Linked DNA regions of Mus musculus: region 2 is linked to region 1. The links are chromatin loops, found by intact Hi-C in ENCODE. Cell type or tissue: left cerebral cortex. All regions are shown on one strand. Links, peaks and the distances in the headings refer to the core of each region. The heading gives the core; the rest is flanking DNA. Region 1 holds the start of Gm30241 (a long non-coding RNA gene). Region 2 overlaps Sel1l3 (sel-1 suppressor of lin-12-like 3 (C. elegans)).

What was found. A loop is a pair of places that touch in the nucleus more often than their neighbours do. Peaks named below come from ENCODE experiments on the same cell type or tissue, not always from the same donor. Only the 100,000 strongest peaks of a DNase experiment are listed, where the experiment ranks them.
Region 2: it touches region 1 in a loop (2.7-fold over the local background); 7 of 42 quality-filtered maps call a loop at or near these places.

The regions. Positions count from the first base shown.
Region 1 is chr5:52,878,054-52,894,450 of GRCm38, reverse strand. Gm30241 (a long non-coding RNA gene) reads right to left here and starts at 9,643. Exons shown (of 3, transcript XR_376955.4): 1 at 8,875-9,643; 2 at 8,221-8,356; 3 at 7,589-7,884. In left cerebral cortex, for the core only: a CTCF peak has its summit at 7,153 (motif pointing right); a DNase peak (open chromatin) is centred at 7,145.
Region 2 is chr5:53,100,836-53,117,232 of GRCm38, reverse strand. It overlaps Sel1l3 (sel-1 suppressor of lin-12-like 3 (C. elegans)), which reads left to right. Exons shown (of 24, transcript NM_172710.3): 21 at 67-194; 22 at 809-911; 23 at 998-1,070; 24 at 9,059-10,150. The coding sequence ends at 9,198. Among named protein-coding and RNA genes, the nearest start is that of Gm17182, 60 kb to the right of the region's middle. In left cerebral cortex, for the core only: CTCF peaks have their summits at 8,372 (motif pointing left) and 11,295 (motif pointing left); DNase peaks (open chromatin) are centred at 8,323, 10,928 and 11,358.

The sequences.
Region 1 (16,397 bases), core at 4,004-12,003:
TACCCCAGGCCAGAATGGACCTGGCTTGGGGGGCCCACGCATGAAAAACTGTGGTCAGCCAGAAGAGCAAAATATAAGCAAACACTTACACAGTATGGAAATCCCTGGGGTGCAGAAGGCTGGACTCTGACAGGGGGATGCAGAGCTCTGCAGCTGCCTTGGAGGTTGACATGAAGAAGGATAGCAACAAGCATCAATGGAGAAAACATGACTAAGTATCTTGGAAGGACAGGAAAGAGAAAAGCAGCCAGGCAGAAGCCGAGTGAACAAGGGAGGTGCAAAACAGGTGGGGGATGGGGCCAGAGAGTTAATGGAGCAGAAAGGATACTCCAGGCAGCAGAGTTTGGTCTCCAGTAGTTTCCAGTTAGATCTCCGCCTCTGTGTCCCTCAAGAGCAGCTGCCTCTTCTTCCGGCGCTCCAAATTACCCCTTTATTATCTTTTCTCATCACCTAGAAACTTCTCTGTCATGCACCTCTGCAACCTCACACGGTCAAGTTCAGAATCATTTCTCACTCCGAGCAGCTGCCGTTCCCATGTATAAGGAGCCTTGGAACCCTGAATCCTGGCGTTTCTGCCTCCTCGGTCTCTCCATCATCATTATCTGACACTGCCCCAGTCCCTCTCTGCTTCGTCTCCCTGTGGTAGTAGCCTTTCCCCTCCTCGAGTGCTTCTTCCTCCCCCAGACACCCAAACGGTCAAATGTACCCCTAGTTTACCAGTGTGATGTGCAGGGATTTTTAAGCCATTGTGTTATTCCCCTTATTACTAATTTACTTACTGATTTTCTTGAGAAAGGTCTGTCTGTGCATCAAACCTGACATCCCCTAACTCAGCTCTAGAGTGCTCCAATGACAGGCTTGAGCCATCAGATCTACCGTTCATTTATTTTCAGTCTTTTATTCCCCATGCTTAGCATGGCAACCGGTGCCTCATGAGTACCAGGCAAGGGCTCCACCACTGAGCTGTGGTCCTGTTTTTGCTGTTACCGTTTGGTTTAACTTGGTTTTGGCTTTTGTTTTTGTTTTTTCAAGAGTCTCCTTCTAAGCTGGTGGTGGGGTGCAGGGGAAGCAGCCCCCTTATTCCAAGAACATTTCAGGGAAACTGAGAGACCATTGGAGTGAGGAGATCAAAAAGGAAGGGAGGACATGAGTGACGTGGGTTCCAGGAGTGCCACGGGAAGCATCGGGAGGCAGCTCAGCAGTCATGAGAAAGTTATACTAGAAAGCTCCTTTCTGCTTCGTGGTGTTCACGCTCTCATTCCCAGCTTTGCACCCAAAGCCAGGAGATCTGTTGAGCAGACAACACTGTCTTAGTCAGGGTTTCTATTCCTGCACAAAACATCAGGACCAAGAAGCAAGTTGGGGAGGAAAGGGTTTATTCATCTTACACTTCCACATTGCTGTTCATCACCAAAGGAAGTCAGGACTGGAAGTCACACAGGGCAAGAACCTGGAGGCAGGAAATGATGCAGAGGGCATTTAGGGATGCTGCTTACTGCCTTGCTTCCTCTGCCTTGCTCAGCCTGGATCTCATGGAGGCATTTTCTCAAGGGAGGCTCCTTTCTCTGTGATAACTCCAGCTTGTGTCAAGTTGACACACAAAACCAGCCAGTACAGATGGTATGAATGAATGAGTGACGTAATTGCCAACGAGGTAGGGCTGGGCTTTCCTGTGTCATCAAGTGGTCCTTTCTCTTTCTCAAACTAACCATGACGAACTAGCAACTGATCCCCAAGTAGACCACAACATTCTTGATTTCCCTCCATTTTTTTTTCCCCCTTTGTGTTTGTGTGAGTGACTGAGTGCTTGTGTGTAAATGTCAGAGAACAGCTGACAGGAACGAGTTCTCTCCTCCCACCAGTCGAGCTCTGGGGATCGTTGCTGGCCGAGAGTATCAGGCTTGGAAGCAATGAACCATCTCACTGGGCCTAAATCGTGACCTCTCCAGGAACATGAAGACATGACAGACAGGATGCTACCAAGTAGATGTTCTCTCTTCCCTCCATCTCCACGCACACAGAACATCAACACTCCCTGCAAAGAAACATCTCAGCCAGACATGTGCCTGAGAGTACCTCCCTCTCTTCTTCCCCAGGAGCAGGCTGGGACTTTCCAGCCTAGTGACCAGAGAGTTGCCAGAACTGTGGGCGAGAAACACCGACTGGTACTGTTTGCACAGTTCTGCACTGGGATGGGATATGGGTTTAATCTACCAATGCCCTTCCCTCTGCCTCCACCTTACAGCTGGGGGTTTTCACTGTCTAAATATTTGCAGCCTTTCTCTGGCCCTGCCAAAGAAAACCCATAAACACCTGCAAGAGAAAGATAGCCCCTCCCCAGGCTGCCGGAAGAGGGCCAGGTTCCTGGTTTTATCAGCAAAGGACAGTGTCTTCTTTTCTGTGAGAGCAAAGAGGGCTGGTAGCCTGGGGTGGGAGGGGGTTGTCTCCTGACTTTGAAGAGAAGAGCTAGTATTGTGGGCATGTTTGAGGATGGTGACCTGGACCCAGGGCTTAAATGAGACTTGTTGCTGCTCAGCACATTCTCCAGGGCAAAGCACCCTCTCAGAGGAGCCAGGACAAGCAAGAATGAGACCTGTCCTCCTCACTCATTGGACACCGAGGTTCTGGAATGGATGGACTTCTGCCCCGAAACTGACTCTATCACTTTATGATATCGGAGGAGTAACCTAACCTTCCTGAGCATCAGTGTTCCAGCTTCTAAAATGGGCAGATTAGCAACACTCATCACTCACTGTACTTGCTGGGATTCCATGGCTAACAGGAACTGTGAGGCATCAATTGGGTGGTGCTCAATTCATCTCAGCCGCCATCTTTCTCAAGTATGTTTATAATATGTAATTGCAGGCATGACTGACCCGGTGGCCTATTTAACACAGACGGAAACATGCTCTTGAATTTGAGAAATAGGGAAGGAAAGGCCAGTAGAAACAGCGCGGCATCCTTCCTGGGTCCCCTAACAGGTCAGCCATGTTCCTTTCTTTTCAGCGTCCCCTCCCAGCACACAGTAACTGGGCTCCCTAAAGGCTAGTATTCTCCTCCGTCTCTGAACCTTTCCAACCCCCAACCTGTACCTCGTCTTTGCTACTTTGTAGCTTCTTCTTTTTCCCACCTTTTATCCCCACTGTTTTACCACCTAACATTAGATAGGAGAGAAACAAGGATATAGAGGGGAAATGAGAGAGAGAGAGAGAGAGAGAGAGAGAGAGAGAGAGAGAGAGAGAGAGAGAGAGAGAGAGAGAGTGAGAGAAGGGGAGAGAGAGAATCCCAGAATCTAATTTCTTTCTGTTTGTTTCTTCTTTGACCATGGGTACTAACAAACCACAACAAACCTTCCTAAAAGATCATCAACCACCCCCACCTACCCACCCCCTCAGGGAATTCCAAACATCACACAATTGCAGAAATTACCTGCAGCTGGCAAAACCATGCTTCTGCTAGAGCACGAGGCAAATCATAGTCAGCTGCTGTGTCTAAAGCAGCCCCACAGCCCACACTTGGGATTAAAATGAAAGCACATCCTTATAATTTGTCTCTGTTTTTTAAAGGAGTCAAAATTCCAGAATTCCCAAAATGTCACTACACCAATCCACTGCTCAGAAAAAATTTCTCCTCCAGGATTCTCAGCCTTCCTGGATTATCATGGCCTAGCCCCTCTGTGCTTACATCATCCTGAGGGCACAGGATTGTGAAGTAGCTGTGTACTCTACTGGCTCTCCTGGCCAGACCAGGAGCCCTGGAGCTAGGGCCCAGACTCTCTCACCTATAATATTACCAGCACTTGGCCCGAGGAGATGCCAGAATGAATGTACACAATTCATTCCTTCACTATTTCCTGAACATGTACAACGGAGGAGTCCAGGTACACAAGTCTTGTGGAAACAGAAAGCTGAACTCCCTGCCATCTACAAGTTCCTCCAGAAGACAGAGGATACAGAGTGAAGGAAAACCATCAACGTGACAGTTACATCACATTGTCACCACCAGGGAAAGGGGTCCTCTCTGCCTGCTCACTGCTGAACTGGCCCTCTCTAGCCTGTCTGCTCACTCAGTGTCTGCTCACCGAGTCAGTGACCCACACAGCAATGCACAAGTGACTCTTCCCACACAGAACTGACAGTCCTGACCTGTACCTAGCCCGCATGTGGCTCAGGGGGGACCATGTTGGCCACTGTGGCTATTTCTGCACAGGACTTCTGTGAGACTGCTTTCTCCTGAAGACCCAGCTTTGAATCTCGCCATGTCTCCTGCCTGAGGCAGAGTTGTGCAGTAAAGGAATCCCAGTGGTGGTGGCTTCCTGCTTGAGGTTTCCTCCTGCGAGGACTAGGTAAACCAGTATAGCCACAGGGACCAGCCCACCCCCGTGTTTTTGAAACAGGTATTTCCTCTAAATTGAGAAGCTGAATCACAATGGAAGCCTAAGGAGCCCTAGACGGGCCATGATACGTGGTGGTTCATGCTTATAATCCCAACAATTGGGAAGCTCATCAGGAGACCGTCTCCTGTTCTGGGGCCAGCCTGGGCTACAGAGATCCAGCCTCATACAAACAAACAAAGAATAATGACACAAAGCCAACAAGGAGGCCTCAGAGGCTGAGGGCTGGCCCTGAGCATGGCTGCTTCCTCCAGCTCTTCCAAACCTTCCCTCCCAAAGCCACACAGCGAGCTTAGGAGTGGACACAATGGTGATGAGGAGAGAAGGCCGGCTGCCCATGGCTCTCCCAACTTGGTCTCCAGGGTGAGGGGCAATGATGAAGGCTGTAAACAGACACTGTCTCATGCAAGTCAAGTCTTCTCTCTCTCTCTCTCTCTCTCTCTCTCTCTCTCTCTCTCTCATTTTTCTGTGTCTCTGTCACTGCCTGTGTCTGTCTCTCTGTGTCTTTATCTCTCTCTTTTTCTCTGTCTCTATTTCTCTCTGTCTCTCTCCCTGTCTCTGTGTCCTTCTTGGTCAGTTTGTCTCTGTCTCTGTTTGTTTCTCTCTCTATGTCTCTCTGTCTCCATTTCTCTCTGACTCTCTTTCTGTTTGTTTGTGTCCTGGTCACTGTCTGTGTCTGTCTCTCTGTGTCTTTCTCTCTCTCTTTCTCTGTCTCTCTTTGTGTCCCTCTCAGTCAGTTTGTCTCTGTCTGTCTCTGTCTCTGTCTCTGTCTCTCTCCCCTACCCACCCAACCACCCAAGAATGAATCTAGGACTTCCCACATACTAGGCAAGTGCTCCACCATTAAAGCTGCATCTTCACACCCCCCCCCTTTTTCCTACACTACCTAAACTGTCCTGAAATTTCAAGCAAGCTCCAGGCAAGCTTTGAAGCTGTCACCCTCTCACCTTAGCCTCTAAGGTATCTGGGAATACAGGCCTGTTCCACCAGGCCCAGCTTCCCTGTCCTCTCTATAGGCAAAGCAGAATGGTTCAAGCTCAGGCAGATCACTGTCTGAGACCAAAACATCCATATAGAAAAGAACCTGGGGTGGCCAGCCATTTCGGCTACAGGCCCACACCTACATGTGAATTACCAACAGGACAATGTAATGAAGTGCAGGCTCCGTCTGTCTGCTTACCCTTAGGATCAGTCCTGTTCACAGAGCATCCATCTTGCCTCCAGAGTCAGCATCTTGACCCAGGTGGACTTAGAGATGCAACCGCCCTCCATGAAGATTTCCAAGCCTGTCTCTGTATCTTTGCATGCTACTCCCCAGCTGTCCATCACCAGGGCAACCGGACTTCTCAGGCAAGGGAGGCAGGTGGGGTGCTGTTGAGTAGAGTGTTGCAGTCCCACACGGATATTTCAGGCTGCCATCCTGGTCATCTCAGCTCTCAGTTCTGCTGCATCACTGGCCGGGGCTGGTTGGCGCTGGACCCACAGCTACATCTCACAGAAGCACCGTGGGCAGGAGAACTGGTCCCTAAATCAGAATCACTTTAGATGACTGTATTCGAGTCATTCCTGGGACCAGATTGATTTCTTAAATGGTGGGATATCTATGGTGCCTTCTCTATAAAGAAAGTCAAGAAACCATGGGCAAAGGGCTGGGGTGATGGCTCAGTCAGTAAATGTGCCTTGCAAGCATGAGGGCCAAATTCGAATCCCTCCAGAACCTGTTCCAGAGAGCCAAGTTGTAGCAGTGCGCATGTGTAATTTCAGTGCTGGGGAGGTGAAGACAGGCAGATTCTGGAGGGTCACTGGCCAGCCAGCCTAGCTCACTAGGTGAGTTCTCGGCCAATGAGAGACCCTGTCTCATGAAAATGAGGTGGATGGCACTTGAGGGACAAAGGCAGTGACCACCCGCTCTATACGCATGCGCATGTCTTGCGCTTGCGCGAGCACACACAAACAAGCGTACACAGAGAAGGGTAGTCTAAGTCACGTTTTCTCAAAGTGCCTCTGTTATTAAAGTTCCTCCCATGGAGGACACACGGACGACAACAACACCTCCTCCTCCTCCTCGTCCTAGTCCTCCTCCTCCTCCTAGTCCTCCTCCTCCTCCTCCTCCTCCTCCTCCTCCCAGGGTCCCAATGACAACGCAAAGTGATTCCACTAACGTTCGCTCTGGGTAAACCAATGACTGGTTAGGATTACTTACAGAGCAAGGAGTGGGGAATTAAGGACAGGAGCATGGGTGACTTTAAAACAGTCACAGGAGAAAGTCTGCACTCAGAAGGGATAGTGGCTCATCCAAAGCTACGAAGACCAAGCCCCCTTCTCTCATCCTTCCCCATGTGTGTCTTCTATTCTCTATCCCCAACATCATTCATAGGCTTGTTGGGCGAATCACAGGTCAATATTGATAACAGACTTAGGGGGGATGGATAGGCAGTATTAAAATATATATTGAGTGCTGGTTAGAGATGACATTCAGTGGTAGAGCAGTTTGCCCACCATGGGTAAAGTCCTGGCTTCAATTCCCAGAGCTGCACTCTTGAGGAAAAGAGACAGACAGACAGACAGACAGACAGATGCACGCATGGACTAGAATTTGGTACTTATTCATCAAGACATCCACAGTGGAATGTGAATACACAGTCCCACGAAGGTAGAGAAGCCAACGTGGGCAACTCTTCTCTGGACTGAGAAAGATTAAGTCCCTTAACTGCTGTTTCAACCGAGTTCCCAGTTGGTGCTCCCACAGATGACCACTAGAGGGAGTCTCTCTCTTTCTCCCCGTACACAGCTCCTCAGGAAATTCATCTCAGTTCTTAGTAACCCGGGTGGCTCTCTCTCCGGTCTCTCTCCAAGTGTTTACCACGAAGCATGGTCACATTGATTCACACCAACGTTCTGGAGGACACCCACGTGATACAGTCTAGGAGTCTTGTTCCGGTTCGATTTCTCTGCCAGTTAGCACTTGGGAGGCAGAGGCAGGCAGATTTCTGAGTTCGAGGCCAGCCTGGTCTACAGAGTGAGTTCCAGGACAGCTAGGGCTATACAGAGAAACCCTGTCAAGGGAAAAACAAAAACAAAAACAAACAACAACAACAAAACAAAACAAACAAACAAAAAAAAGAATTCAAAGACAGGAAAATTCTGCGGCGCAACAGGTAGCAAAAGAGAAACCTCAAGCACTGAAGACCCAGAGGCTGGAGAAAGGCATTTATTGAGGGGGGAGAAAGCACAGGTGACGACTGAGAAAAAGACCCTCTGAGAAGCCAACGGAGCGGGGGTGGTGGAGGCGCCAGGGGGACGACTCGAAAATCCAGAAGCCCAGTCTCGTCCTGAGGGCTGGGGTTTTAAAAGCTCCGGAGAATTTTCCCCTCCCACCTTACAGTTGGTCAATTTGAAGACAGACAAGATGGTTGCTTGGTCAGCAACTATTGTGTTCCTATGTTCTGATCCAGTCTTGAACTTGCTGAGCCAGTCCGTCAGCAGGGGACCTGTTGGTGGGATACAAAAGCTGCCTGGTTTTTTGTGTCAAGTAAGGAGGCTGAGGAAGGATTACGTCTTGGGAACTTCTCCATCTTTATTTCCTACTACTCTCTCCCCATCTTTCTGCCTAACAGGGAGTCTGTCTAACTCTTGGTCTCTCACGCGGAATCAGGCAGATTAGATGACTCCTTTACAGAGTACAGTCTACAGTGAGGGTGCCGGATCAGCACTGCCTCAGCTAGGTAAACAAAATTAATAACGTCATAACAGGAAATGCTATAGGTGAGGGCCATGTGGGATCAGTTGCTGTGATGTTCTGATGTCAGATGTGAACGGTAGCTCACACAGGATGATTGGCAGCTTCGAAGGAGCCTTGAGTCGAAACATAAACTGAAGCTCCGTCCCCTGAGGCTCCATCTCCTTGACATCTCTCTTGATGTAGAAAGAAGAGGAGAAACCAATGCAAAAGACCAAGGGTGTCTGTGGGAATAAGAACACAGGGGTGACGACCCCCCACCTTTCCTCCTTACATCTGCAAAATGGGTATGGGAATACTCTCTATAAACTGTACTCTTTAAAGAAGTCATTTAATCTGCTTGGTTCTGTGTGAGAGACTAGGAGTTAGACAGACTCCCTGTTAGGCAGAAAGATGGGGAGAGAGTAGTAGGAAATAAATGAGATGAAACAGAGTTGGCACTGAGAATAGTGTATAGCAATGACCAGAAACTTGGAGCAGCTAAATTACCCTTCTTGCAGCTAGAGAGATGGTTTAGTTGTTAAGAGCATTGGCTGTTCTAGAAGACTTGGGTTCCATTCCCAGCATGCACATGGCTGCTCACAACCATCTGGAACTCTAGCTCTATGGTGCCCTCTTCTGGCCTCTGTGAGTACCACACTCATGTAGTACACATACACACACACACACACACACACACACACACACACACACACACACAAAACACCTATACACATAAAATAAAAAATAAATGTATAAATACTTGTCCTCAAGTCTCCTCTCCCTCAAGGACACATGTCGAGGTTCTGGAAACAACGCAGCAGTAGAGGGGACATGCCATGTTCCCGAAGGCACCTCTGGAGGCCCTTCTAGGGAGCAGACCTGTGTGCTCAAGGCTCTGTACCCCTCACTGCCTCACACAGTGCTGCCCTTCTCTGCAGAAATAAGACATTGGGACTAGAGAGGAGTTGGTGGGAGGTGGGCAGGGCTCAGTAGTGGGTGGACAGTCTTGTGTCCAACAGCATCCTCCCCACCTCTCTAGGACCCTGAGCACATCTCAGTTTCCTCATCGGCAGAAGCAGAAGCTCAGAAAGTGCTTAGAAGAGTGAGTGGAGACTCAGGCAGGTGATGTTGAAGTGCCTTGTCCACAGTTAAGTCCTTAGACTGTAGGCTAACAACACTTTTCCTTTAGCACATAAAGTATTTGGAAGCACTAAAAGAGACGCAACGTGACAGGCACTGTTAGCCCTGCTGGGAGAGTTTAACTGGGTGCTGTTCACTGTGGAGAACGACTGGGCAGTAAACCATGAGGCTGCATTTTTGTAGCTTCCTTGGTCTGACAATTCCACTCTGAAATCAATGTAACAGAGGGACACCTCCCTTCTTCGTTGTATTGGATTTACTCAGGGATGGACAGTCCGTGGAGATCCGTGTACTGTGGTATTGAGTGATGAATGTAGCTGAAGCAAGGGGATCTTTTTTAAAGGCAAACTGAGAAAAAGTGTATGTTAATTTTTTTAACATAAGAGCTCTTATAGATTCATAAGAATCTGCCCCGGAAGAGAGCCTGTCAAACAGGCAGACAGTAGATGAAGGACGTGATCCAGGGACGTGGCTCCTCACTGCTGGACTATTTGCTATAATTCAGGGGGCAGGAGGGAGGGTGAGTCACTATCTTCAGTTGTATATCCACTGGTGACACACACACACACCCAAGGCTCCAGTGGGTAGCTCCAATCCAGTGCTTGCACCGAAGCCCCTGATAAAACTAAATGAGTCACAAAACCAAAGCAAAACATGAATCTGGGAAAGGATCTAGCAGGGATGTGGGGTTGGGAGTAGAGGGAGTAAGGATGGAAGGAGGAAAAGAAGGGCGGCGTACCCACACAAGTGTTTCCTGCACGGTCTACAGTGCCCTTTGGGCAATTTTAGTGTCCTAGTGCAATCCTGTGGGGGTAGTTCTGTCAGCAGGCTTATGGGCACGAGACTCCATCCTTGTCATCATTGTGACAGCACACTGCAGGAACAATGGGTTCATGGTTGCAGAGCCTTAGTTCTAGGCATGGTGGCACTGCCTGTGGCAGGAGAGTCTGGGGAAAGCCCATAGTCACAGAGAGTAAGGAGAAAGGCCCTCACAGTGGACCTGCTCACAGGAACGAGGAGGCAGAGGCGTGCCATTCTGCGCGCTCTCTCGCTCCACCCCCACCCCCACCCCCGTTATTCTGTCTGGATCTCCAGACCACAGAATCTTGCCATTCACCTTCAGTTAACCCCCTTTAAGACCTGCAGAGACGCACCTCTGGTCTCCTGGGTGATTCTAAATCTGGTCAAGTTGACAGCGAAGATTCACCATACAGTGCCCTCCTGGCCTGCTTATCTGTTTATTTGGTTAAGGCATGACAGTTTGACCAATACTCTAGTGAAACTCTCACAAGCACACAAGAGATGGGCATAAGGAAATGTTAATTGAAGTATTTATTCACGGTGCCCCAAACTTGCAATGGTCCACATGGTCACAGGCAGAAGTCTGGGCCAGAAGCTTGTAATGTGTAAGGTCACTGGAGGACCCTGCAGAGGGCAGGTTCAGAGGGACTGTAACTGTCCTCTGTGTCACTTTGAGTAAGGCTCTCAAAGCAGATACTGAATGACACACACAGGTAAGCTTCAGAAGGCTAGATGGGTGTAGTGACATAACAGTGGACAAGTATGTATCCTAACATAAGTGTGTAAAGGTAGCATGAGTGAGAAATGTCCCCATAGGTTTACGTATTAGAACACTTGCTCTCTGGCTAGTCGTGCTGTTTGGGAAGGTTAGAGAATCTTTAAAAGGTGATCCTTGCTGGAAGATGTACGTCACAGTAGGCGGGCTTTGGGAGCTCATAGCCCCGCCCACTTCCGGTTCTCTTACTCTGTGCTTTAACCACGACACAGACACATAAAAAAAAAATACATGATCTTATACATGATATGGAGACAATGCATATAGTCACAGTGTAAGCACGTGCCTGGGGATTAGCATGTCCAGAGAGACGGATGAAAGAAAGGACTGAGAAAGGTTACCAAGGGGACTTCAGTCGCGTCTAAGATCTTGTCTTCTTTTGGATATATGTATAGGTATTTGCATGTGCACACGCATTCTATGGCACATGCACATGGAAATCAGATGGCAGCCTCTGGGAATAGGTTCTCTCCTTCTACCATGTGGGTCCTAGAGTTGAACTCAGGTCATCAGGCTGGGCTGCAAGTGCCTTTACCCACTGAGCCATCCCTGTCATTAGTTACATTAGAAGGCACAGCCCCCATTCAAACCCTTATCCCTGCAGTGTCGTCATTCATGCTGACGCTTGCTCTACTCCTCCCATAGTTGAAATCACACATAAAATTTTAAGGTCTCTGATATTTCATGAACTTTATTCTGAGACCCTAGGGCTTACTGTCTTCAATCGCCTTTTATTTAACTACCTAAGCTCATTTGCCCATGGCCGGGCTTCTAGCCCTCTAGCCCTGCTTTAGCAGCTCAGTGAGACACCCCAGGCAGTGAGTTCACTGGCCTGGCACCCTGCAGTGCCCACCCCATGGTTGCTCTGAGCTCCTTCCTTTCTTCTCTGATCATCTGATCCGAAGTCAAGAGCCCTTGACATTCTCCTCCTGACTTCCTGGAGAGGTTTCAAGTGCTACAGAAGGACCAGGGCAACATTGTTTTTCTCACCAGGTGACTGTCCTCAATAACAGGTACCAGGAAGCCTGAGGACACTTATCCAGAATCAAAGCTTTCCCAGGAACTGTCACCAAGCCTAAGCCAGAAAGCTGGGGACACTGTCCACTCCTACCTCCCATCAGGGCTACTCACGGGGTTCCTGGAGTGTCTGGAGGGCCAACAGTAGTGCACCTGAAGTGACTGCCCAAAATTTACTTTAAAAGACACTTAATAAAAATATACAATCAGTTTAGCCTTGGAATCTCAAGAGAAACCAAAACCAGCCCTTGTTTTTCTCCATCAGAGTCTTCCACACACACAGCTCACCTCTGCCTCCCAGCCTCTTCTAACACTAAGAGAACTGATGTGGGATTCAGGGAAGACTAGACATGAAGCTGGAGCGAAGACAAATAGTCTGCCCCGTCTCGCTGCCCTTCAGCACCTGACTCTATTCCCCATCTGCAAGGCCACCACCGTCTGGGCTCTGCACTGCCCACCAGTGGGGCTGCTCCCAGGAGAAAAAGTACGGCTTCCTAGGGCTTATACCCAGGGGGACAAATAACTCCATCCCATAATACAGAGAGGGTCTGTGTCAGACAGAATCAGAGTGAGAGTGGGAGAGAGGAGCCCTGTGACAGAGGAGACCAGGAGAGGTCATTGGAGCAGTCTGACCCCTAAACATAATAAGGGGACTAAAGAGGCATGTGAGAGAGACACGGTCTGAAAAAAAGTATGTGAGGAGGTGATAGGAGATACAGATGGTGAGAGAGCAAGGGATGGACCCTGTCCCAGTACTGGGAGAGCAATGTCATTGCTGCCATTTCACAGAAGAAGAGACAGAGGCTGATCTAGGAGGTGATGGGCTCACCGCAATCACACAGCCTAGGATGTGGTCCTGGAAGCCAAGTCTGACTGCAGGAGCGTTGTCTCACAGGTACCCCAATTCTCTTATTCTAGACATCTCATGCTGTGCTGGTGATTGTCTCTGGACCCCACGAGGGACCTGCGGGAGATGCTGCAATCAAGCAGATTAGTGTTTCTGCACTAAAGCCCTCCAAACTCCAGAAAGTCAATGCAGCCCCACAAATCATCTAAATTCAGGGATGGAGAGATGGTTCAGTGGTTGAGAGCACTTGCTGCTCTCGAGGAGGGCCCAGGTTCTTCCCATCACACTTAAATGGCAATTGCCAGCTAACTTTCAGAGTCCAGAGCCTTCTATAGCCCTGCTGAAGGCTTAGAGGACACACAACATAGAGATTGTGGAAGTAGAAGGCATTAAAGGACACTGGAAGTAAAACACACACACACACCCTGGCACTGCTCAGCCCAAGCCAAGAGCAGCCAAGGCAGTGGACCATACTGGCAAGAACTTCCTGCTATGGAGAGCATGAAGCTGCAGTTCTCTGGGGCAGGAGCTGCAGGCAGCAACAGTGGGAAGCTGGCCTGGGAGTCCAGGTCCACGTCCAGTGAGAAAGCACACGGGGAATAGCAATTGCTAAGCAGACGGCTTCTGGGTTACTCATATAAGCAGGGGTGGGAAGCTAGCTCAGCTGAGAAGGAGTCAGCTGTGTAAGCTCGAAGACTTGACTTCACTGACTAGTGCCCACTGGGAAGGCAGAGGCAGGCAGGTCTCTGTAGTTCATTACCCAGGCAGCATAGCAGGACCTGTGACCCCAGTGAGAGACCCTGCCTCACCTAGGGTGACCTCTGACCTCCACAGGCACACACACATGCACATGTACCTGCAAACACACATGCAGCCAAAAACGCTCATACATATAAAATAAAATAAAGAAATCTAAAAGAAGTTTTGTTGTTTGTTTGTTTGCTTGTTTTCTTTAAGGAGCTTTACTGCTGCACTGTGTCCCCAGTCATTACTGGGTTTTACCCAGTGAGCATTGTGCAGCAGGCGTTTGGAATACATCAGTGAAGAAAATAATAAGAACTGTTGTTCTCACAGAGAGACCTGAACTCAGATTCCAAGTATCATTGCACACAGAGAGACCTGCACTCAGATTCCAAGTATCATTGCACAGAGAGACCTGAACTCGAATCAAAGTACCAATCATTGCACACAGAGAGACCTGAACTCAGTCCAAGTATCATTGCACACAGAGGTGCCTTGACTAGAAAGGCTGTGTGAAGTGAGGATGGCAGGGAGTGCTGGTGTAGAAGCCCAGGTCCTGACCTCTCTTCAGACTCTTAGCTGACTGTCTTACAATTCTGGGCTCACAGTATGGGCACTTCACTTACAAGCAAGATATGTCTGAAGAAGGAACCTCAGTTTTAAAGAAGGGTTCCAACTGAGCCCAAGAGTTAAGGGAAAAGAGGGCACGAAGGCAGCAGTGTAGGGGAGAGGGTCCCTGGAAGAGGGCATAACTGGGGCAGAGGCAGAGGCAGACGCAGAGACCAGGCTGACCCATGGCTGGAATGGAATACAGAAAGAGCAGAAAGCGGGGCGTATGGGCAGAAGGAGGAAGGATAGGCAGCGGGTCACTCTGGGGTTGGCAGGCCCCCTGAGCACTCTGCTATTAAGATGAGAAAAGGAATCATTAGGGAGTCCTAAGTCCAGACCCTCTCAGGCTTTGGAGTGTATTGTGAGTTTTGAATGATGATTGGGGTCGCCTATCAGAGTTAGAGGGTGTGGTTGAACTGTGAGTTTCATGTAGTAGTAGTAGTAGTAGTAGTAGTAGTAGTAGTAGTGGTGGTGGTGGTGGCGGTGGTGGTAGTAGTGTGTCTGTGTATCTGTGTGTTTGTGTGTCTATGTGAATGCAGATGTCCTGGGTCATGCACGTGAATCAGATAGTAACTCTGGGGAATGGATTCTCTCCTTCCTCCATGGATTCCAGAGACCCAAACTCAGGCATCAGGCTTGTAGGGCAAACATATCTTGCTTGTAAGTGAAGTGCCCACACTGTGAGCCCAGAATTGTAAGACGGTCAGGTAAGAGTCTGAAGAGAGGTCAGGACCTGGGCTTCTACACCAGCACTTCCCAGTTTACTTAAATTATCAGTATAATGAATTTGTTGGATACTCAGCCTTTGGAGGGGTTCATTTATTATTCATGTATTGACCTTATCATGAACACGAACATAAACAGATTCTTCCTGCAGTGGGCCCTCCCTGTTTCTTCACTTTTTCCCTTCTGAAAACACAGGTGTGACAGTGACATTGCTTGCTGCTGGTCTCAGAGCTGGAGTTTTGGGGAGTTTCAGCGTTTGGAAAGTTTGGAAAGAAAACACAGGCTTCAAATTGTGGAGAATTCTCTTTGTTAATTGTTATTTATTTATTCATGCTTTTACCTACCTATTTAGCAGTACTGGGATTGAACCAGGGCCCTATCAATGCTTTTATTTTAAACACTTTTTCTTACTAATGCAAGACGGCAAATGAAATAAGACTAACAGTTACCAAAAATCAAGATAAATAATAATGATGGTGTTAAAAGATGGGGTATTTGTTTGTTTGTTTGTTTGTTTAAGTAATAGAAGTAAAAGGAGAAAGGAGAAGTAATGTCGGGCTTGCAAATGTTAAGTGCCATCGGCAAGCATCATGAGGGGCAGGCTGCACGGGCTAGAGTCGTTTATGCAGATGAACTAATGTCGACCTCTAGCGGTCAGATGGATTTCTGCACTGGCCCCTTTGTTAGGCACAAGGGCTGCTGTTGCCCCGCCCCCCCTTCGCCCCCCCCCCCGTCCGTCCGTCCGCCCCCCCCCCCCCCCCAGCCTCTAATACTCAGCCTACTCTTCGGTTCTGATGACCAGATGTATCAAATCTGATTTTAACATAATCGAGTGTTCAGTAATCTCAAATTTGCTGTTTGGCTCTGCATCATGAGCCTAACCTTGTAAGACAGATCCACCAAGCGTCAAGCACAGAATCTCAGCGATAAAGTAACTGAGCCCAGACAACACGGTAGTTAGATGTTTAACTGGGACTTAAACTTTGATATCCTCACTCCGAGCCACAAGTTTTCCCATTTACACTGTTGCAGCCACTGAAAGAGAGGTGTTATCTATTCATCTAAAGTATAGATAAATGTAACGTGGGTGGAGAGGCACACAAGTAACCGTGTAAGTGGAGAAGTCACACTGCCTCTGGCCAGCTGTATGACACGGGCTTTGAGGGCCTGAATCACATAAGTTCAGTAGTGCTATAGTTTGTGACTTACGTGATATTGTAAAGTTAGGATGTTCCAGAACTGGAGGTTGGAGTTAGGGTGCCTCTTTGTGAACCAGGCTGGGACCCAGTCCCTAATGTGTATTTTATATTCCTAAACACACTGGAGAGACAAGCAACCTTCTGGGAGACAGATGACATATGGAGGAATTTCTCAGCTATGAACACCCTATTGTAACGTCCCAGTGACCCCAAACCTGAGTATCTTTGAGTACCATACTTTCATATAGTGCTGGCCCCAAAGTTCCTCCCTTCGGTTTTGTAAACACTCCCTGCAGAGTATGACTTGGTGCAATCTCTTTTTTTAAAACACTATTGATGTCTGCTTTGTGATCCACTCCTAGGTACCCAACAGAAATGGCCCTGGATGTTAACCAACTACATCTACCATGAATACCATGGCTGTTTTA
Region 2 (16,397 bases), core at 5,012-13,011, 220 kb before region 1:
CTTTTCTCATTTGTTTTGTTTTGTTTTGTTTTGTTTTGTTTTGTTTTGTTTTGTTTTGTTTTTTAGGGATTTTTCAACCTCGCCGCACTGATAGAGGAAGGTGCTGTCATCCCACACCACATCCTGGAGTTCTTGGAAATCGACCCTTCACTCCATTCCAGTAACACCTCCATACTCCAGGAGCTCTACGAAAGGTGAGCTCTGAGCCACTCTGAATCGATGCAATTTCGGGGGGGGGGACAAGTGGGTGACACTTTGACCTTAATTCAAGCTAGCATCACCCTGATTTTATGATGTCCAATGGTAGAAAATATTGCCAGAATTGTATCTGTTAGAGAACCTTCAGCTAAGCCCAGGTGCTCTTCTCGTTCCATTGAGTTTCAGGTTTGTCATAGAATGTTCTAGATCTGAAGTTCAAGTGCTGACCAAGACATTCCATAAGAGTGGACCAAATTAAAAACAAAAACAAAAACAAAACCCCAACCCACTCACCTAATTAGCTTTTCTAGAAAATAAGGGGGCCCTCCTACACATGGACTTTGGATAGACGCTCAGAAATAGTGTTTCAGTACATCCTGTGTTCAGGGTCTTTCTTAGGAATGAAGTATAACCTTTCCAGAAGTTTCTGCTAGGATCTCCAACCACCAAATTGGGCCTAAAGTGCTTAGAATTACTTAGCTTCATGCTCTGTCACCATCTTGAGGGAGTTTGAGTATGCAAAAGCAAATACATGTGAGTATGAGGGACGGATCATGACTGGTGCCACCAAAGCCAGGGACACCGCAGTTACCCTGGGCTTTGTTTGCAGGTGCTGGAGTCTCAGTAATGAGGAGTCCCTTAGCCCCTGCTCCTTGGCCTGGCTTTACCTTCATCTTCGGCTTCTCTGGGGTGCCGTTCTGCACTCTGCCCTGGTGAGTATCCTGCCCCCACCAGCCCCTGCCTGGCCCAAGGTTCTGCTCTCCCACTGTCATCTTACACTCGCTCCCAATGTCTGCAGATCTACTTCCTGGGAACCTTCCTGCTTTCCGTGGTGATCGCCTGGATGGTGCTTTATCTCCAGTATATCTCAGGTAAAGCTTCCTTTAAAGCCACAGCAGGGGGGAAGGAGAAAGGGGCTTCTTTTTCTCTCCCATCAAGAGCCACGCCCTCTCATAATCTTGGTCATGCTTCATTTCTTAAGCATGTCCGTGCGTGGTACAAAGGAGTCCTTACAGTGTCTCACAGTCCCCAACTATCAGGGAGCCTCAGACGATTACAAATCTCAAACTTTTAAAAAAAAAAAAGGTGGTGTTTAATTGGTTTATCTTTTGAGCTTAAAAGAAAACAAACTAAAGTGTTCCCTTTCCTCCCCCCCCCCCCCCATATATGCTTGAAAACCTCATTTTAAACCCGGCTACTGTATAAAGTATTCCCAGTCATGCAGTCAAAAGTATGAAAGAATACACTAATATTCATAATGCAGAAGTGTGTCTAGCTAGCCAGGACTTGGAGAGTCCACTTTGGTGCTTGCTACACAAGGTTCTGTTTTCAAGCTAGCAGAAATGGAGTGAGTACTCTCATCACTTCTGATTGGCCTTAGACTCCAGACTTAGCTACTCAGTAGCTGTGTGACTTAGTACAAGTTACTCAACCTTTCTGATCTCCCAGTTTCTGGTGAATCAAAAAGACAGTCTAACATAATTTCTAAAGGATGTAAAATGAGGGGGACAATTAAAAAAAATGCACATAAGATGCTTATCCCAATGGTGACTGTGGTTAAATGGGAGCTGTTTTACCTACGTGACACACAAAGCCCTCTCAATGAATGTTAGCTATTTTATTTGTCTTTCTAGGGTTAAAGGAGGGTCCCAATTCTACCTTCACATTAGTATCTCACACTTAGCAGGGGCTCAAACCCACAAAGGTCTCTTGGAGGGATGTGACAGATTTTCCACCAATGGCAACAAGAAAAGGAAATAGATCACAAAGACCAACAGAAACACTTACAAATGGGTAATTAGGGGTGGGGCAGGCGGGCAATGGAGTGTGCCCATAGCTGTTATTTGTGTAACAGATAATCAAAAGTGAGAGGAGCGGGATGGCCTCTCTCTCTCAGGCGAATGCAGAGTCTTCCTCTCATTTTCCCGGAGGGGGGGGTGTGGGCTGTGGTCCACAGCCCTGCCGAGCTGGAGGCCTTGTCCTCTGCACCTGCGTATATCTCCCTAGGGCACACTCTGTCTCGAGGCTGAATTTGTTGCCAGGTAGAACACATTTATTTTGCATCTTGTCAGTGTTTTCCATTTCAAATTATCTTTGTCATTTTTTTCCTCTGTGGAAAAGCTGTTGTGACTATTATGAATGCAGTTCTGTTAAGGTTGCTGGAAATTGCCTTGATGGTTGTACACCAGCTGGTGGCCATGAAAATTCATGGGCGGGTGGGAGCCTCTGTATCAGACACCGGCTTCAGGGCTTCATTGTCAGCCCTCTGTATTCTCGTCTCCTTGTCCCTCCTGCTCCTTCATATATCACATATATTTCCCTGTCCCGTCTGTTTGGGCCATTGGGTCACTCGCTTTCCCTCACTGTCCAAACTTTTTCATTTGCCTTTTCCAGTGTATCCCCCCTTTCCTCTTGACAGCCACAGAAGATTTAGTTGGGATGAGATCTTTAAGAAGAACTTAATTCTCTGTGTAGCATGTTACAGACGAGGAAACTGAGGCCAGAGAGGTGAAATGCCCTGTTTGACTAAGGAAGTGAGGCCAAGAGGGATGTAGGATGCAAACTGAAAACGTGCTTTCAAAACCTCAATACTTTAAGATGTTATAGACTATCTCAAGCTAATTACCCCTTTTACAGTAGGAATCTTTCCTAATTGGTTTTAGAATCTTGAAATAAAATTTATAATCAACCTGCCCACACACATATTTGCCTTAAAAGCACTATAATGGATAATTAAAATAACATAACTTATTACAAAATAATGTTTCTATGTCTAAGTTCTAGCCTACTGCGTCTTAGCTTTACTGGGCATGCAAGAATCAGACCCCATGAGGATTCTGATGGCGTGAGCCTAGATTAGACATTTGCAGCAAGCCTCTGGGTCGTGCCACACTACCGTTCTGTAAAACATGCTTGGACCAAGACTAGAAAGAGTAAAAAGGAGGGGCTCACAGGCTTCCAAACTGTGCCTGCCCACGGCGGCCCCACCAGCCCTGTGTGAATTCATGCAGAGAGCTGAAGCATCTTCTTCATTCCTTTCACTGATGTCTAAAGGTCCTGGTTCAGAGTGGAAACATGCCAGCCGTTTTGAAGTAAGATTGGTCCACGCAGGAGAGCAGGTGACTGAAGAGGTGATGGGCAGGTGACAGGGCATAGAAGAGTGGGCTTCCTAGGGGCCAAAACTTTAGCTGCTGGCATTTCCTTGGGGAGCTGATGGAGTCCGCAGTTCCCTCATTACACCACAGGAATTGGAGGTGTGGATGGCTGGTACTTATGGCAGATGAGGGAGTGAAACAACCAACCATGTTAATTCCCTCTGGGTGCTGGTTAATAGTCAGTAAAGAAGGCACGGGCTTGAAAGCTGGGAGCCTCCCCAAAACAGCATATGGTGAGGAATGTCACTAGAAATTTGGACTCCTATTCATTTCAGGAGTTTGAAGTTTGTTTGTTTTTAATGTTTTTTGATTTTACATTTTAATGGTTTATCAGCAAGTTGTTCGTATCTCTTGTGTGTTCAGCTCCAGCCAGCCTCATTTTTCTCCCAAGTTTGTATGATGCTCTGATGTTGAGTCAATTGCCACAGCCTTTGCCACATGAAATGGTCTTGTGTTCAGTGGTACAGGACTGGTGTTAGCCCCACCAGCTGTGGGGAAGGAAGCTGCTAAGATTCTGACCCTGCTGCTACTTGTAGAACAATGCGGAACAAAGGAAAAGCTGTCTTGGGCCTCTGTTTGTTCTATAAAATGGAAGAATATTTTGCCTACTTCTTTCTGCAGCTGAGAGAACCAAATGAGATGACTTGGTGTATATAAGCTGGTAGCTGTCAGAGTCCATCCTGTCCTGTGGGGCATTTTGCCTGCAATTAGAGAATTCTGCCACAAGGAGGCGATCATACTTAAGGAGACTGATTTGCCTCTGTTAAGAGTTAAGCAAAACCTAGCATGCTTTTGCTATGCTGTGGGACTTTTTCACTTTAGAAGCATTTAAACACATGTGTTCCCAATCCATCACAAGTAAGAAGACAGGGGACAAGTACTGTACGTTACTTACGGCCATTCAGGAAACTGGTTTATTGCTTCCCCGTGGCAGCTACAGCTTTTAGGAGACTCATGCTTCTCACAGTAAGAATGTCCCTGGAGTTACTTGATTGCCACAGGTCTGAGAGCAGAAATCCCATTGCTCCAGGCCTACACAGCTTCTGGGACTCTGCCCCGGGGTTCTTCACTCGTCCACAGAACCATTAGCATTTTCCTTGATGCTTTCCAGTTTCAGGTTCAGCCGCCCCGCCCCTGCCCCAGACTCCAGAAAAAGCTTTATTTCACTGCTTGAGAGTGTTTCAAAAAGCACTGCCTCCCCCTGCACACCAAAAACACCAAGCCTAATTACCTTAATGGAGCAGCAGCCATTTTGAAACCCCAAATATCCCAAAGTAAAGTAAGTCCAGAGCCAATGTTCACCTGTGTGTGCTGCAAACATCCTTCAAACAAAAGAAGCCTGGAGCCTGGCTGCCTGCCTGAAGAGGAGGAAAAAAAAAAACAGTAGGAAGAGAAAACAGAAGTGTCATTTCAAAGAAAGAGTCCTCCTTTTGAAAAATTGAAATTTGAAAACACAGAATCAGAAAGCCCCTAAATCCTGAGTTCTTAAACCCAGAAACTGGAGTGCTGGCACAAAGCCACAGGACAAAAATTCCACACCTGACTTCACGTAACAGGTTGCCGTCAAAATGCAGGGGCACTAAAAATATCACATGAAATTACCTTTCAATCTATGCACATAAGGAGTATATATGAAGTAATGAATTTCACATTTTGACTTGAGGCCATAAGATACTTCATTATGCATAGTCTAACCTAAGCCCTAAGTCTGAACTCTGAATCCTGCCTGGTCTCGTTCATTTCAGACCAAAAAACAAAACAAAACAAAAAAAACAAAAAAAAACAAAACAAACAAACAAACAAAAAAAACCACCTTCCATCTGCAACATGACTCTAAACTTGATGTCTAAAGAATACACCACATAAAACGTGGTCTGTAGAGCTTCCAGCTCCCAGGGATGACAGATGACTCCGTAGTCTAGCCCAGGCCAGTCTGTCTGTCCTCACACCGCCCAGGTATGCCCCACATGGACTCATCCTTTCAAGCTGGGGTTAGCCTAGGTTTTTTTTTTTTGTTTGTTTGTTTGTTTGTTTGTTTTTAAACAGAATGTAAACTTGTCTAAGTGAGACTAATTCAACCTTTCTCTGCTCTGTTCCTATCCCCTATGTTTCTAGCTAATGAGCTTTCTGCTAAAAGCAGAGTGCTCATGGAGCAAGCCGATATAGTCTTGAAGTCAGAGATTTTGCACAAGGAGTCTTTCCCACCACTCCTGTTCCCCAGCTTTTGATGCCCTCTCGTACCTGTCCTGGACTGCTGAGGACTAACTCACACATGGTGTGAGGTGTCCAGGGCCACCTCTGTGTCCCTCATTCTTACCAGTGGCCTGCCATTTCAGTATACGCTCTCGTATGTTTTTGTTACAGGCTGCATCTTATCAACTGGCAGCCGGCAGCCAAATGTAAGAGGGGTCGGCAAAGTCTCATATAGTCCCCCGCTCGCCTCAAGCTACCCCTGTAGTAGAGCCTGCCTGACCTCTGATCTTCCTGTCTCTCCTTCCCAAAGGCTGGGGTTTATAGCCCAACATCTCTAGTCCAGCTTAGTGCTAAAGATGGAATCAAGGGCTTCGGGCATGTTAGGCAAGTGCTCTACCGTCCGAGCTACACCCCAGCAACACACTGTTCTAAGGAATTAGTTAACAATTGCTTTGACTTTTCTACTCTGCCCCTGGAAATCTGAAACGCCCATCTTGGCTGGGCTTCTAATAAAATTGTACTGTGGACACATTTGAATTTCAAATGCTTTCACACACATCACAAAATCTTATTCTTGTTTTTATTTATTTATTCTTCCATTTAAAAGTGAGCCATACAAAAACAAGCAGCGACTGCCATTGGCCCCCAGGTCCTGTGTGTGCCAGTTCCTGATTATGCTCACTAATGTACAGAAAATGATCCCCCAGCCAGCCAGTAACCCACAAATCACTTCTCTTTGGCTCTGGAATTACTCCGTAATTTTTTAAGCAGCACGACAATATTCCTGGTTACCTTGATTCTAGCCCAATAATAAAATTAGCATGCATTCCAGGTGAGCAGAGACAAAGGGGCCACTTTAAAATTAGGACATGCGGTGTGGGGGGGGTGGCGCTCATGCAGTGATTGCAGCCCCCGCAGAAGGAAGAGAACCCTCACACAGATAGTAACAAACTTGCTGTGGAAACAGCGGTAACTCCTTGTTGTCCCTGTCCAGAGGCATTAAGTGGTGGCAGTGCTAATTAGGCATTCTTTCTACATTTACACATTGGCACTTTTTGTTTTAATCAGAAAACCAGTTGCTGATTTATCTTGTTACCATGGTGACTTAGGCATTCCCTAAGCTTGAAAGTCCGTGCCTTGGTGTTGTATTAACTTCCACAGAGGTCACCGGAAAGGCAAATCTCATGGCAAAAGGGGGTCCAGACACCAGCTGCCCCAAGCCCTTCTATTCCCAGGAGAGAAAACAGAGGAACCAGGGATTCTAAGATGTGTGCAAGGAATTATCCACAAGTCAGTATCTAGCCCCGGGGTAGATAACAGCAGGTGAAGAAGACACACCCAGGCTGGGCCTCCCGACTGTGGCCCAGTGGTCTTTGAACCTCCTCACTTGGTCACCTGCCTCTGAGCTTTTAATAGCCCTAGTAATGTTCCACCAACCCAGCACACCTGGCCTCTCCTCTCCTCTTTGGTTCCACATTTCCGGCAGGTGCTGAAAGGAGCTCTAAAGAGTAGTCCTGCTAGAAAGCTGGTGCCCCAATTTCTCACAGTGACCCCCTGGGGGGGGAGGCCATATACAGACAGAGCTGTTGAAGTGTTGGACTGGCAGCACAAGATGGCATCTTTCTATGGTACACACATTTCAGATTGGCCTTTAAAGGTGGCTCCAACGAGCCATCAAGATGGCTCAGCAGCTAAAGATGCTTGCTGCCACTCCTGAAAACGTGCATTCGATCCCCTGGACCCGTGTGTTGGAAGAAAGAGAACTGGCTCCTCCAGCCTGACCTCTGACCTCCACATGTGTATCTGGTGCATGCACACACTTATACATAGACATTCTAAATAATTAAGTGCAAAAAAAATGATACATAAGATAAAAATGACACCCCCTCCCCCCCACACTCTTTACAAAGTCAGTAGGGCTAAAACACTACTGCGTTTAATTAAGATCACCGCTTACAGGTAAACTAGCTGCACCTCCACAGACTTTGGCCACTGAGTTCACTACTCATCACACAGCTCTGGATGCTGCTACCCCCATCTTATAGCTGAAAGCTGGCTCAAGATTACCCAGCTGAGAAAACATCAGTACTGGCCAATTCTTAGTCTTTCCTGGCTTTGAAGCTCATGTTGTTGTTATCCTGGAGCCTCAAACAGGGGGCTGCAGGCATCCAGCAAACAAATGCTTTAGCTCTTTTATCAGTCCCCAGTGCCATGTACCTGAGATGAACAAATCTTAGGACGTTTCCCCAGTAACACTTCCCGCATACCTCACCTGCCAAGCACTGCTCTCAGTGCATTCTCTCACTTAAGCCGTGGACTGCTTCCGTGCCACAGAGCCTCCCATTTTCTCCATCTCTTGGAGGTGGGAGCATGTGATACCTCACCCAAGTGACACTGCTGTTAAAGGCCAGAGCCCACCGTCACTTGCAGCACTTCTAAGTTTAAATTCATTAAGCAGGTTTTGCCACCTCCAGCATGGGTGGCCTTCAGAGCTGGTCACTCACTGCTGTGGGGCTGTCATGAGTCCTGCTGGAGGCTTAACATGATCCTTGGTTTCCACTCGGTAGATGTCATCATCCCATCCCCACTGGGCAGGTGTGACAAGTGGAAATGTCTCCAGACAGTGGCTCTGTCCTTGGGAAGGAAACACCACTACCCTTTGAAAATTACTGACATGGGGGGAGTGGGAGGTGGAGAGATGCCTTAGTTTTTAAGAGCACTAGCTGCTCTTGCAGAAGACCTGGGTTAAGTTCCCAAAACCCCCCAGGGCTGCTCATAACCATGTGTAGCTAGTTTCAGGGAATTCAGTGCCCTCTACTGGTCCCTGTAGGCACCAGGCACTCAAGCAGAACAAAAAAAGAAAAAAAAAAAAGTGCACACTGGCAAAGCACTCATACATATAAAATACAAGTGAAAAAGAAAAGAAAATTGCTGCTGACAAAAACTTGATAAACGATCCTCTAAAATCAGGGCCATTATCCTCTCTTTTAAAGATATATTGAAAACCTAACAATTTTGTGGAAATACAGCAATTGTATTTTTTTTCAGTTGTTTTGTACAATTATTTAAATAAAATAACTTGGGCTGAATTTGACACACAATCCAAATGGGATAAGAATGTAAATAAAACTAGCCCTCCTCTGACTGTTTGACACTACTCATGGTTGTATTATATTGACATCATGGGTCAGGGGGAGGGAATAGGATCATAGCTCACAAAACTTATCAAAGTGATCACAGCAACCATTTGCCTGGAAATCCTGGAAGACACGCAGTGGCTTAGAACTGTAGGACATGAGAACCATCAGGGATCTTTACAGAGCTATTCCAACCTGGTATTTTATAGAAGGGAACACAAAAGTCCAAAGAACCTAGATAATGGTCCAAGGTTGTCTATTTACCTAGACTTTGGGCCACCAGCCAAGGAGCACCTCCTCCTGCTTACTGGGTGGGGCTTGGTGTTCCACAGGGGCTTCTTTCAAATGTTCAACTCTGTTTTTATGTCTCCGCAGCCAGTGGCTCCTCTCCAGCACCAGCCTGGGTCTCGGCAGACCCCACCTCATCCACCCCAAGTCCAGCTGTGCCTCCGGCTGCAGATGCCTCCGACCACGACCCACCCATGATGGCTAACGGCCCTGAGCCTCGTGGGTGAACTGTGCGCCCCTGGTCTCTCCAGCTGAGAGACGGTCCTTTTAGCAGCTGGTTTGGGAAGGCTGGTGCCAGGCGTTACACTGATAAATACCTTAAAAGTCTTGTGAACTGGATGCCAACTTTGCACTTGGTGTCTTTTTGTTTATGTTTAAACAAGAACATAGGCAGAGCAGACTGTAGTTATCCAACAGATTCAAGGGTTACCCGGAAAACAGGGGAATCGGGGGAGGCGAGCTGAGGCTTTGGACTTTCCTTCCTGGTGACTGTTCTGGGAACCGCAGTCCATATGTGGAGCGTCCATATAGAGTCATTTTTAAAAGTTTTAGTCTGTCTTCATCCCCTTTTACCAGAGAATAGGAACTTATCTCCAAGGCTGACTGACGATGCTTCAGTACCTCTGTTTGCCACCGCATCCTGCTCCGCAAAAGCCCAGCTGGTTGCTCTCTGAGTCCCAAATCCAGCAGCTAGAAGGAGCCTTGAGACAAACACTCCACACACAGGGAAGGCGATAACATTGTACATTGGTTTACATTTTTTCCCCCTGTGGATTTTTCTAGAGGTCATAGTGCTTCCAAATCATTTGATGACATTATTGGGTATCGTTTATGTTTCCATCATAACACATGCAATAACATCTAGGAAATCTTTACCGTTTAAGTGTAGTCTGCTTCCCCATGAGTCACCATTAGAATAGACTGGCAGCAATGGAATACGCAGACAAAAAACAAGCTGTTAGTTCATAGGTTCATCACCACCCCTTATGCCTGCCTGTGTCTGTATAGGTGTGTGTGTGTGAGAGAGAGTGTGTGTAAGAGGACAAAAAAAGAACAGAGTGTCTGTGCACTGTATGCTGCTACAGTAGTAAATAAATCAGTAACGCAATACTGTGGGTTCAAACTATCTTTGCACTACTTTATTTACAGTAGTAAATAAAATTATTTTTCTACAGTTGACTACCAGGAAGTGGCTTCTTTTCTTGTTCATTGTCACTGTGGTCGTTATTCAAAGTGCTAAGGTCAGAGTGTTCTCCTTAGGAGCCTCCCCACCCCCAACACACAAACCAACACCCTACAGGAAAGCGATTGTCCTGCTAACCATTGACAACTGTGGAAGAGAAGGTGGCAGGAAGCTCCCTTCCAAGAATTCGAAGCCTGCATCTGTGATGTTTGCCCAGCCTCACACTCTGTCAGGGCTGAAATGAGTGTTTCCTTGAATTCTAGATTAACCTTTCAGTTTGCCCCCTCTCTCCCATGTGTACTGTTCTCATTTGAGCAAAAATTATCTCAGCCATTTGTAAACGAGCCAGACTTCGGGGTCTAATAATCCTGGTCCTGCAACTTACTCAGTAATGCTGGGATTAGCCCTCCTTGGGCTTCATACTCTTGCGCTATGAAATGAGGATTTAAATTTTTTTTAAAATCTACTTCTTGGGCATCTCACAAGGCTTAAGTGAGATTTTGTGTGTTTGTCTCTGTCTCTGTCTCTCTCTCTGTCTCTCTCTCTGTCTCTGTCTCTCTCTCTCTCTCTGTCTCTCTCTCTGTGTGTGTGTGTGTGTGTGTGTGTGTAGCCCACAAGAAAGTGCTCTGAGTACAGGTCTGTCGTGCTGTTGGGGCAAGAAATACAAAAAGCTCTACAAGGCACTAGGCTCTGCCTCAGACCTCTGTCGAGAGCAAGCACACCCATTCCCTATGTGCTGGCACCATTCCCTGTGACTGCTGACAGCTCACAGCTGCACTATCCAGTGGGTCACACACACTTGCAAGGATATCCCATGTCCCGTTGCTCATGGACGTAGGAGCAGTTTCCCAGTCTTGTCTTCATTGGTTACTTTTCTGTTTCTGTGAAAGAACACCATGATCAAGAGCAACTCAGGGAAGAAAGAGTTAATTTTGGCTTACAGTTTCAGGGGATAAGAATCTGCATCACGGAAGAAAGTTAAGACAGTAAGTGATAGGTACGGAGGCTGGGAGAAGACATCTTCAATATAAACTTGAACCAGAGAGAGTGAGCTGGAAATGAGATGAGGCTTTGAATTCCCAAGGCTTGGCCCAGCGACATAACCTCCTTCAGCAATGCTATACCACAACACCAAACAGCGCCACCAACTGGAGACCAAGCATTCAATTACCCGAGTCTGTGAACCACACTGTGGCTATTGCTATTTGGACACAACAGCAGGGTGGGCATAGTGCCAGGTAGCAGGAGCAGGAAGCTGAGAGATCACCTCTCCAGTCATACACAGAGAACAAATTGGAAGTAGGTCAAGGCTATTAACTCTCGAAACCCACCCTGCGTGACATACTTAAACTCTCGAAACCCACCATGAGTGACATACTTCCTCCAGTAAGCCACTGCCTTCGAAAGGTTCCACAACTCTCCCAAACAACATCACCAGCTGGGGACTAAGTCTTTAAAATATATGAGCCTGTGGAGAACATGTTTTCATCCAAACTACCATACGTATCTTCTCTGAGATGTCCTATGTTCTTCTGCACAGTTTGAACGTATCCAGGCATCTGCATGTGCCCTGGAGAGAGATGCACATGGGGTAAGGAGAGGGGGGTGTTGGGATACAGGTGTTAGCTATCTGCACTGTAGAAGCAGCTGTATCCATAGGAATCTCTAAGCACCAATGAAGCTGGAAGCAGGACCATCAATGAGAGGAATCTGATGAGAACGGGCCCGAGCAAGCTATTGCATTGCCTGACAGTCAGGGCTGCCATGACAGGTTGCTGTAGTGGCTGGACAGTATCCCTTTATTACATTGCCACCAGGCTCCAGCATTACACCAGCCTCCAGAGGAATGGGAGATGGAGGTATAGGGACACATTCTGAGAGTGATTTTCCAAAGGAACCTGTTAGTTTATTACATTGAACAAAATAGTGTTCCAACCTATGCAACTGCCCGCCATTATTGACATCCAGGGAGTGCACACTCAGAAGGAAAACTTGATTGTAGATAAGAGAAATGAGATTTCAATATACATCTGAGCGTCATATAAATAAGTTTCAACTCCACTACCACGACAGCACAACAGATGCTTCACGGTATAAAGTGATGAGGGTGGCCATTAAATGCAAAATTGCTACAGAGGTGGGGTTGAGCCTTGGCAGGTGGGCAGGACTTTGACAAGGTAGATGGAAAGAGATGTCCCCTGGGATCGAATTACCACCAGGCCATGGGCCTAGAGGTGGGACTATGCACACAGTACTGCAGAAAGATTAGAAGGTGGGTGTGGGGGCGCAGTGGGAGGACATTGATCAGGAGGGCAACGGTATTCCAGTTGGTCAGAATGGCCCAGAAACTCAGTCATGCATGAGCCCAGCAGACAGGCTCTCCACAGGCCCGGACTTGCCTTCTGGAAACTGCAGATAGAAGCTAGGAACTTGTGATTACCCAGGGTTAGCTGTCCCCTTCACAGCTCAGGAAGCTGAAAGCGGTCCTCCTGACATCTCTCAGAGTGGCAAACAGATTCCAAGAGTCACAGAGAAAGTAGGGTTGTGCTTCGGGGGCGGGTCTGGGGCATAGAGGCCCCACACGTAGCTCCTCTCCCAGGAAACAGCATAAAGAAACCAGCTGACTCGGCCAAGACAACTCATATTTTATGCTTTCTCTTCACTCCACAAAGATGCATCGGATTGATTTTTCCAGAGCTGGGCTCACATTCCACATCACCTCTGGTGACCGAGCCACTCAGCCAGGCAGAACGTCTTGTGGAAGAGCTTAGATGAGAAAGGTGCCAGTCGGTGCATGCTGAGGTCTGGGTGCGGCCACCCCTCAAGGCTCCAGTTGGTTCTGCTTAACAGCCCTTTTCTGAAATCAAACACAATCAATCTCTCTCTCTCTCTCTGTCTCTCTCTCCCCTCCCTCCCTCCCTCTCTCTTTCTGTCCCTCCCTGTCTCTCCCTCTCTCTAACATACATACACAGAGAGAGAAAGGAAGGAAGAGAGAGGAGAGAAAGAGAGAGAGAGAAAGAGAGAGAGAGAAAGAAAGAGAGAAAGAGAGAGAGAGAAAGAAAGAAAGAAAGAAAGAAGAGAGAGAGAGAGAGAGAGAGAGAGCTCTCCACCCCTGTCATGGGACACACGCAAGCCTATCTGTGCATGATGAGTCATCGTGCTTGTAAAGTGGGGGGGGGGGGGGGGCACGTGAAGCCCGTGCCCGAGGCTACCCTCTGCATGGCTCCACAGGAGAACTCAAGGTGCACGACTCCCACCCTCAAGGGAAACAGATCAAGGAAGTGGAGGAGTGTGCCCCACCTTGATGAGTTCCCAGCTCCACGGAACTATAAATCTCTGTTGCTCAAGCCACCCAGCCCGTGATGGTTTGAGATTGCCGTCTTTGCAAATGAATATAAAGAGTCACCGGTGTAAGAAAAATTGCACATGGTAGAACTTAGGGGATGTCTAAAGAGATTCTGGGAAGCCTTATAAGAATTTCAGCACCAGAAGAGGGCTGAGTCATCCTGCAGTGGACACTGCCCCATCCTACCCGTCCCACAACCCAGGGGCCCATCCAGGCCACTTGGGTTCTATCTAGCTCTTTGGACTCAAGCTATCTTCAAGCCTGGCAGTACTAGTATCACTTCTGAAACCCATTCCAAATGCTTCATGACTCCTCCCAGAGTCAGAGATGCCAGTCTTGCTTGGATGCTCCCTCCCACCAAGCTGTTGCTTTCGGTATCACTGAGTGTGGTTGACACTGTCAAGCCGGCACGATCTTCTTCACCTAGAAGAAAACCCTCTGCATATCTCTGAAAGAGTTTTAGATTAGCTTCCTTGAGGTGAGAAGATCCACCCTAAAGGCAAGCCACCCCATCCCATGGGCTGGGATTCTGGATCAAGTGAAATAGGAGAAAGTGAGTTGAACTCCTACATCCGTGTCTCTCTCTCTCTGCAGATGCCATCTGGCCAGCGGTCCCAAGCTCCTGCAGCCTCCCCTTCCTTGGTGAACCGTGTCCTCTCGTACTGTAAGATGAAATTAAGTCCACCTTCCCTCAAATTGCTTTGTTACACCTGTAAGCAAGGATCCTGGTGACACTCTGGGGCATTAGGAGGCTCCGTTATACCCCACAACACACAGACTTGGACCAGCATGGAGACTCCAGTGTCCTGTGAGAAAATATTTTGACCTCTGTTGATGACTAGGGTTCAGATACTCTCAAGTGGCCTGACAGATCTGAGGACCACCCCATCCTTCCCATCACACAACCCAGGGGCCAGCATCTAGGTCACTTCCTGGTCCAGCTCTTTGATCCCAAGCACAAGCCTCCAATGGTGGAGGTGGTGGGCACCGGGGATCTGGAGCCCAGACCCAGCCATAGGCCCTAAGGGCTGAAGGAGACAGGGTGAGTGTGTTGTTGCTTTCAGAGGATCTAGAAGCTTCTCAAGGTCAAATGACTTCCTGGGGCCTGAGCAGACTTTGTGATTCACTCCTGAGCACAAAGGAGACAGAGAACATTTTTGTCCTTGTGCCCTTTTTCAAAGCCTTTACTACAGTACTGCATCTGGCTCAGTGTATAACTTTCTACCAGTGTGTGACAGATGTGTTGTCCCACATGACGAAACTCAACTCCTCTTCTGGTCAGTCATGGTAACTCTACTGCACTTTCACCCACAACCAGCCTTTCAAGGGAGCTGAACCAAACTCAGAAGGGTCATCTGGCCGAGTTTCAGTCAGCACTTCAGGACCCTCTGCTGGGATGGCGTTTTCCTCTGATGTGGAGAAACCATGGTAAATCAGCCTTCTGTGTAAAGGTGACCGCAATTGCATTCCTGGAGTGTCGAAATCTGAGACTCTGAATATATATCTCTGGTTCCCACAGTACCAGTGCAAATCAAGACACACACTTCCTGCACCTCACAGATGAATCAGCCATTGCTACAGCAATTCTGAAGAAGAAACAACAGCAAGATGTCTAGGCTCAAAGCCAGGCACCTGGGGCGGGGACGGGGGGGCGGGGGCACGGGTTTATGTGGTTCAACAGATCCAGGCTGGACTCTGGACATGTGGTTCCAGCCTGTGGGTGTGGGGATCCACGCATGCTCTATACGACTCTCCTTCTGGGGTCAGTGGGCAACTGGAGCTTATTTACCTTAAACAGACCAGGCTATGCCACACGACTATGCTTCCTACGAATTCTTAAGAGTCAACAGATACAGAAGAGATTTCTGCCTTCCATTTCTCTGTCTAAAAGCAAGGCATTTTTTTTTCCCTCGCAGGGTACCCTCTCGTACCAGGAGAGGAGAGAGAGTTGTGATCGGTAAGAATCAGTTCACAGTCGGGCCTGTGTAAGCCAACCTAACACATTTAAAGCCCAGAGACACTGCTCAGAGGCAGAGTCCTGAACAAAGGCTTGAGCGAGGCAGACCCTTGGGTTTAATTCACAGCAAACCCAAAAACCTTTATCCTTCACTAACACCCCAAGGTTTCCGAAGTACTTCCCGTGATTCATTCTTCACTGAGGTACAAACTCCGTTTCCTTGCTTACAGTGACGCTCACTTAGGACTCAGTTTCTGCTGCTCAGGGTTCCCTTCTTTCTTGGTAAGCTCTCATACATGTAACACAGTCACGAAGACTGTGTCTTGTCCCCTGTTCCTCTCTTGTTCCTTTAATTGGCAAATCTCCCTCAGAATAATAGAAGAGAATGGTACACACTTTTGTCCTCTGTCAGACCTCCGTGTTCGTTGATATTTGTTTTGTCTCCTGCATGTAATTGCTGGGTTATTAAGGCAAGGGAATTTTTCAAATCACTCCTTATTCTAGTTTTCTTCCTATTGATGCAAAACAAAACAAAAAACACTGACAAAAAAAAAAAACAATTTGGAAAGGTAACGCCATTATCTCAGCTGCCTACTTACAGTCCGTCATGGAAAGAAAATTCAAGGCAGGAGCTCCAGGCAGGAACTAGAGTGGATCACAGAGAAGGGCTGCTCACTGGCTTGCTCTTAGCGACTCGCTGAGGCTTACTCTTTAATACAACCCAGGACCACCTGTCTGAGGGTGGTTTGCACGTTAATCATCAAGGGAGAAAATGCCCCCAGAGGGTGGCTTATTAGTATACCTGATGGAAGCATTGTGTCAATTGATGTTCCCTCTTCTCAGATCTCCCTAGTTTGTCTCAAGTTGAAAAATTGATCCCTGGTCAACTCAGCATACAAATACAGCTCTATTAAACAGAACCATTCTCTTTTTGTGTACC